Regions from separate parts of the Homo sapiens genome. Here region 1 is linked to region 2. Evidence: chromatin loops called from intact Hi-C (ENCODE). Cell type or tissue: endothelial cell of umbilical vein. All regions are shown on one strand. Links, peaks and the distances in the headings refer to the core of each region. The heading gives the core; the rest is flanking DNA. Region 1 overlaps ITPRIPL2 (ITPRIP like 2). Region 2 overlaps SYT17 (synaptotagmin 17).

Evidence for each region. A loop is a pair of places that touch in the nucleus more often than their neighbours do. Peaks named below come from ENCODE experiments on the same cell type or tissue, not always from the same donor. Only the 100,000 strongest peaks of a DNase experiment are listed, where the experiment ranks them.
Region 1: a loop joins it to region 2, with 3 times the contacts of the local background. A loop is called at or near these places in 2 of 110 quality-filtered maps.

What each region holds. Positions count from the first base shown.
Region 1 is chr16:19,117,802-19,120,689 of GRCh38, reverse strand. It overlaps ITPRIPL2 (ITPRIP like 2), which reads right to left. Exons shown (of 1, transcript NM_001034841.4): 1 at 1-2,888. Among named protein-coding and RNA genes, the nearest start is that of ITPRIPL2, 5.3 kb to the right of the region's middle. In endothelial cell of umbilical vein, for the core only: no CTCF peak of the experiment used is centred there; a DNase peak (open chromatin) is centred at 1,599; H3K4me3 peaks cover 364 bases; H3K27ac peaks cover 2,305 bases.
Region 2 is chr16:19,188,995-19,191,910 of GRCh38, reverse strand. The region is part of intron 5 of SYT17 (synaptotagmin 17); the gene reads right to left. Among named protein-coding and RNA genes, the nearest start is that of SYT17, 22 kb to the right of the region's middle. In endothelial cell of umbilical vein, for the core only: no CTCF peak of the experiment used is centred there; a DNase peak (open chromatin) is centred at 1,140; H3K27ac peaks cover 394 bases.

The DNA.
Region 1 (2,888 bases), core at 389-2,888, 71 kb after region 2:
GAGTTCGAGACCAGCCTGGCCAACATGATGAAACCCCATCTCTACTAAAAAAAAAAAAAAAAAATATATATATATATATATATATATTAGCCAGGCGTGGTGGCAGGTGCCTGTAATCCCAGCTACTCGGGAGGCTAAGGCCCAAGAATCACTTGAACCTGGGAGGAGGAGATTGCAGTGAGCCAAGATCATCCCACCGCACCCCAGCCTGTAAAACAAGAGCAAAACTCTGTCTCGAAAAAAAAAAAAAAAGAAAAGAAAATGATAGAAACATTCAGGGGTGAAGTCTGATCAGAACGACGCTTTTAGGCCAGGTGTGGTGGCTCGCGCCTATAATCCCAACACTTTGGGAGGCCGAGGTGGGAGGATGGCTTGAGTCCAGTAGTTCAAGACCAGCCTGGGCAACATAGGGAGACCCTGACTCTACAAATAATTTAAAAATTCGCTGGGTGTAGTGGCACATACCTGTGGTCCCAGCTAGTTGGGAGGCCGAGGCAGGAGGATCGCTTGAGCCCAGGAGGTCAAGGCTGCAATGAGCTGCAATCTTGCCACTGCACTCCAGCCTGGGCAACAGACTGAGACCCTGTCTCAAAAAACAAAAACAAAAACCTGTGTTCTTGGTAGTTGAAATGGTATGAGCCTAAGAAGCTTGCACCCCAAATCTAGCCACCAATCATCCCTGTAAAGGCACGAGCTAGGATACCACTAACCCCCCAAAATTAATTTAAATGTAAGAATAAAATACAAAGAAACAAGTTATTCTGCAATCCTTCTGATTACTCATCTGCAAACTCCGACAGAGCAAAGAAGTTTACCCCAAATCACCAGGAAGGAAATGCCAAAAACTGGCCCTAAGTGGTTTGATGTAGGATCTGACTCAAAAAGAGCAGCTTCGAGATCAAGTGTCCTCCTGGGAACTGTGAGTTAAGTGTTATCTATGGCTGTGTTAACTTTTTTTTTTTTCTTCTACAATAAAGCTTAACTCTGAGAGATAAAGATGACTTCAAATATCACGCCCCCAAGTATATATAACACTACCATATCCAAAACAAAAAATATGACTGTATACATACTCAGGGTGTTAACTACGTAAGGCAGTGGTCGCAAACTGGTGGCCCCCAGGCTCAAACAAATGTTTGGCCCACATGGTGTTTTGGACATTTTTTTAATTACTTGTTTAAAAATCATCAAGTTTCACTTTAAAAAAAAAAAACCTGATTTCCAGCTTGTTGCCCCATTTTTTTCTGCATGGCTGAGCAATGGCCCCCTCTTTAAAGGTGGGCACAGCTTCCCCCCCACCTCCCACCCCTGTTTCTACAGGCTGCTGAGTTTGCGACCCCTGGTTGGAAATAGCACTAAAAACATGTTTCCTAACCCAAACCTCTCTCACACCCTCACGCCATTTTCACTTCATTTCCCCTTCCCTCTCTTGCTTCACTTTCATCTTAAGTCCTCCTTCCCCAGGTCTTTGGATTTCTCTTGGTTCACTCGAATTCTCCTTTCTTTCAGCTTCAGTTTCATTTTGCAAAAAACATCTCCGCTCAGCCCACGATCATTCCAGGAAGGCTCCCAAGACTGGTCAGTGGGAGTTACCAAAGGGTGTCTCGCCACAAAATGACTGAGTCATCTTCCCCAGAAACATTTTCCTCCAGCACTGGCTGGACAACTAATTTTTTCTTTTTGCTGTTGTTACTGTGGAACTTCTTGCATGAGAATATTTGCATATATGAATCTCCAGTACCAAGCATACACCAAAAATGTGTACATTTCAGATGAAGGACATAACAGAGCCCTAATAAAATACAGAATTGAGCTTAATTTAACTGTCTTGGGCAACCATCATGCCTGGCTAATATGCCATATTATTTCCGTTGTACACAGTACATGTTTTGGTTTACTAAACATTGATCAAAATTGATCGAAATCTCTAAGTTTTGGTTACCATGTACAGAGAACAATTGCTCAGCATGGCATTTAAATAAAACAGTAATATTTTAAAAATTCACAAATACAATGCACAATTTATTTTAAAAAAATAAAATTTAAAAACCTTGAGGATGGATGAGGCTTTGGGTAATTAACCTGAAAAACAAAACTAACAAAAAACTACAAGAACAGTATGTTACCAGATTTATACTTTAAAACACTATTAAAAGAGGAACTCACTGACACTGCTAGAAATATTTCTAAAATTCAGCTTTTTAAAGCTTTTTTTTTTTTTTTTTGAGACGGAGTCTCGCTCGGTCACCCAGGCTGGAGTGCAGTGGTGTGATCTTGGCTCTCTGCAACCTTCACCTCCCGGGTTCAAGTGATTCTCCTGCCTTAGCCTCCCGAGTATCTGGGATTACAGGCGCCCGCCACCACGCCCAGCTAATTTTTGTATTTTTTAGTAGAGACAGAGTTTCACTATGTTGGCTAGGCTGGTCTTGAACTCCTGACCTCAGGTGATCCGCCCACCTCGCCTCCCAAAGTGCTGGGATTACAGGCGTGAGCCACCACGCCCAGCCTTAAAGCTTTATAATCCTTCCAACCCTTGATGTCCCCCACTGTAGTAAACAATGAGTACAGAGGAAGTTGTGGTTGAGTATGGAAATATATATATATATAAAATATGTATACATATATATATATATAAGATCTACTCTTGGCATTTATTTTAAAAACTAATTTTAAAAAATACCGTGCAGTTTCTATCTTTGCATAAAGTTAGCAGACTGACTTCTTTGCACAATGCAGTACCTTATGACCCAACATTGACCTCAAAAGCTAGGAATGACCTTTGCGGGGAACTGTCCCCAAGACAACCTCAAAGAGACAGCACAACATTTGCAGCTGTTTCTCTTTCAGCCCAAGGTCGCAAAGGATATAAGAAGCCAATGCAGCTTGGA
Region 2 (2,916 bases), core at 114-2,613:
TGAGAGGCTGGGGCAGGAGAATCACTTGAACCCGAGAGGCAGAGGTTGCAGTGAGCCGAGATCATGCCACTACACTCCAGTCTGGCGACAAAGTGAGACACAGTCTCAAAAACAAAAAAACAAAACAAAACAAAACAAAAGAACTGTACAGTGCACACTCTTAGATACATCCCCTAGATTCTGAAATGAACAGTTACTGATATTAACACTGCTGTAATTATATTTAAAATATGCTCTATTTGCTTCTTCCCTATCCATCTATCACTCTATCTTTTTTGAATGCATTTCAAAATAAGTGGCTGACATTGGTACACTTCCTCACTGTCTTAGTCCATTCAGGCTGCTGTAACAAAAATACTATCAACTGGGCGGCTTGAAAACAACAGAATTTATTTCTCACCCTTCTGGAGGCTGGGAAGTCCAAGATCAAGCCACCAGCTGATTTCATGTCTGCTGAGGACCATTCCTCATAGATGGGACCTTTTGGTTTTGCCCCACATGGAGGAAGGGGCAAGGCAACTCTCTGGAGCCTCTTTACAAGGGCGCTAATCTCATTGATAACAGCTCTGCCCTCATGGCCTAACCACCGCCCCAAAGGCCGTCTGAATACCATCCCCTCGGGGTTAGGATTTCAACATACGAATTTAGGAAAACTTCAGACCATGGCACCCATACACATTTCGGCATATCATTAACCAGAGTTCAGTGTTTGTTTATGGTGGGTTTTTTTTTTTAGATTAAACTTATATGCAGTGAAATGCACAAACTTTAGGAATACTGGATGAGCCTTGCCAAATGGATACAACTGTGTATCCTTCCTAATGCTCAGAAAGGTTCCCGCATGGCCACGGGGCATCTAATCTCTCCACTGCCCTTGTTCTTCCTTCCCCAAACCACATGAACTCAAGAGAAAATGAACCACCTACATCGTGGATATTTTTATGGCTTAAAAAAACACACACACAGTTGGTCAAAAAGCCATCTGCACACCCATGTTCATAGCAGTATTATTTATAATAGCCAAACGGTGGAGGCACCGTTGTCCATTGGGTGGAGGCAATCCAAGTGTCCATTAAAGGATGAATGAATCAACAAAATATGACACACACACACACACACACACACACACACACACACACACAGGAATATTATTCAGTTCAGCCTTAGAAAGGAAGGAAATTCTGACTCATGCTACAACACAGATGAACTTTGAAGACATTATCCTGAGTGAAACAAGCCAGCCACAGGAAAAATAATCTATGACTCTACTTATATGAGGTACCTAGAACTGTCAGATTCATAGAAAGTAGAATGATGGTTGTCAGGGGCTGCGGGGAGAGGGAGATGGGGAGTTATTGATTAATGGGTGTAGGGTTTCAGTTTTGCAAGAGTTCTGGAGAGGGATGGTGGTGATGGTTGCACAACAATGTGAATGTACTTAATGCCACTGAACTGTACAGGCAAAAATGGTTAAGACGGTAAATTTCATGGTGTGTGTATTTTCCCACAATTAAAACTAATAATTTTTTTTTAAATTTCGAGACGGAGTTTCACTCTTGCTGCCCAGGCCAGAGTGCAATGGCACGATATCAGCTCACTGCTATCTCCACCTCCCATGTTCAAGCATTTCTCCTGCCTCAGCCTTCCAAGTAGCTGGGATTATAGGTGCCCGCCACCACACCTCACTAATTTTTTGTATTTTTAGTAGAGACGGGGTTTCACCATGTTAGCTAATAATTTTTTAAAAGAGTTGAGCCTACACAGATTTCAATGGCTTTCAATCCATTCCAATGAGCAGAATTTCTCTAAATAGCCAGTGTAATTTCATGTCTATGTCAATCCCCTTGTCCTACTCACTGTATGGTCTTATTTTCATTATCTTCCAGCCAACCTTATCACTGAGACCCCAAAAATGCCATAGCTCCATTAGCTGCCAGTTTCCTGAATGCCAAGATCAAAGATGCAGTCAGGTAGGATGTTGCAAGACAGATGGGATGTTCTGCCCTGAACCAGGAGGTGCCTATATGCTGGCCCCATAAGCCACCCATTCATCTTCCACATGGGTTTTCCAAGAAGAAAGTATAACTAGACACTAAGCATTAGCTCAACTCCACACACCATTAGAATAGGCTAAAAGTAAGAAATTGAATAGCTTTGTCTTATATACCATTACACAACTGCCTCCTCTCCTTTCCATTCCACTGACCAACCAACCAATTTGGTGAAGGCAGATGTTAGCTTCTAACAAAAATCAGCAATCAGGGCAGCTATTCTGGCTCACGTCTTTAATCCCAGCACTTGAGGCCCCCAAGGCAGGAGGATCGCTTGAACCCAGTGGTTTAAGACCAACCTGGGCAAAATAATGAGACTCCATCTCTACAAAAAATAAAAAATTATCTGAGCATGTTGGTGTACACTTGTGGTACCACATGGTCCCAGCCACTTGAAAGGCTGAGGTAGGAGGATTGCTTGAGCCCAGGAGTTCAAGGCTGCATTGAGCCATGATTACACGACTGCAATCCAGCCTGGGTGACAGAGCAAGACCCTGTCTCAGAAAAAAAAAAAAAAAAAAGACAGGTTGAGGTCCTAACCCCCAGTATCTCAGAATGGGACCTTATTTGGAAATTGGGTCATTGTATATGTCGTTATTTAAATTAAGATGAGGTCACACTGGAGTAGGGTAAGTCCTAATTCAATATGACTGGTGTCCGGTGTCCTTATAAGAAGAGAAAAGACGTGGCTCACGCCTGTAATCCCAGCACTATGGGAGGCCGAGGCAGGTGGATCATGAGGTCAGGAGATTGAGAACATCCTGGCTAACACGGTGAAACCCCATCTCTACTAAAATTACGAAAAATTAGCCGGGCGTGGTGGTGGGCGCCTGTAGTCCCAGCAACTCGGGAGGCTGAGCCAGGA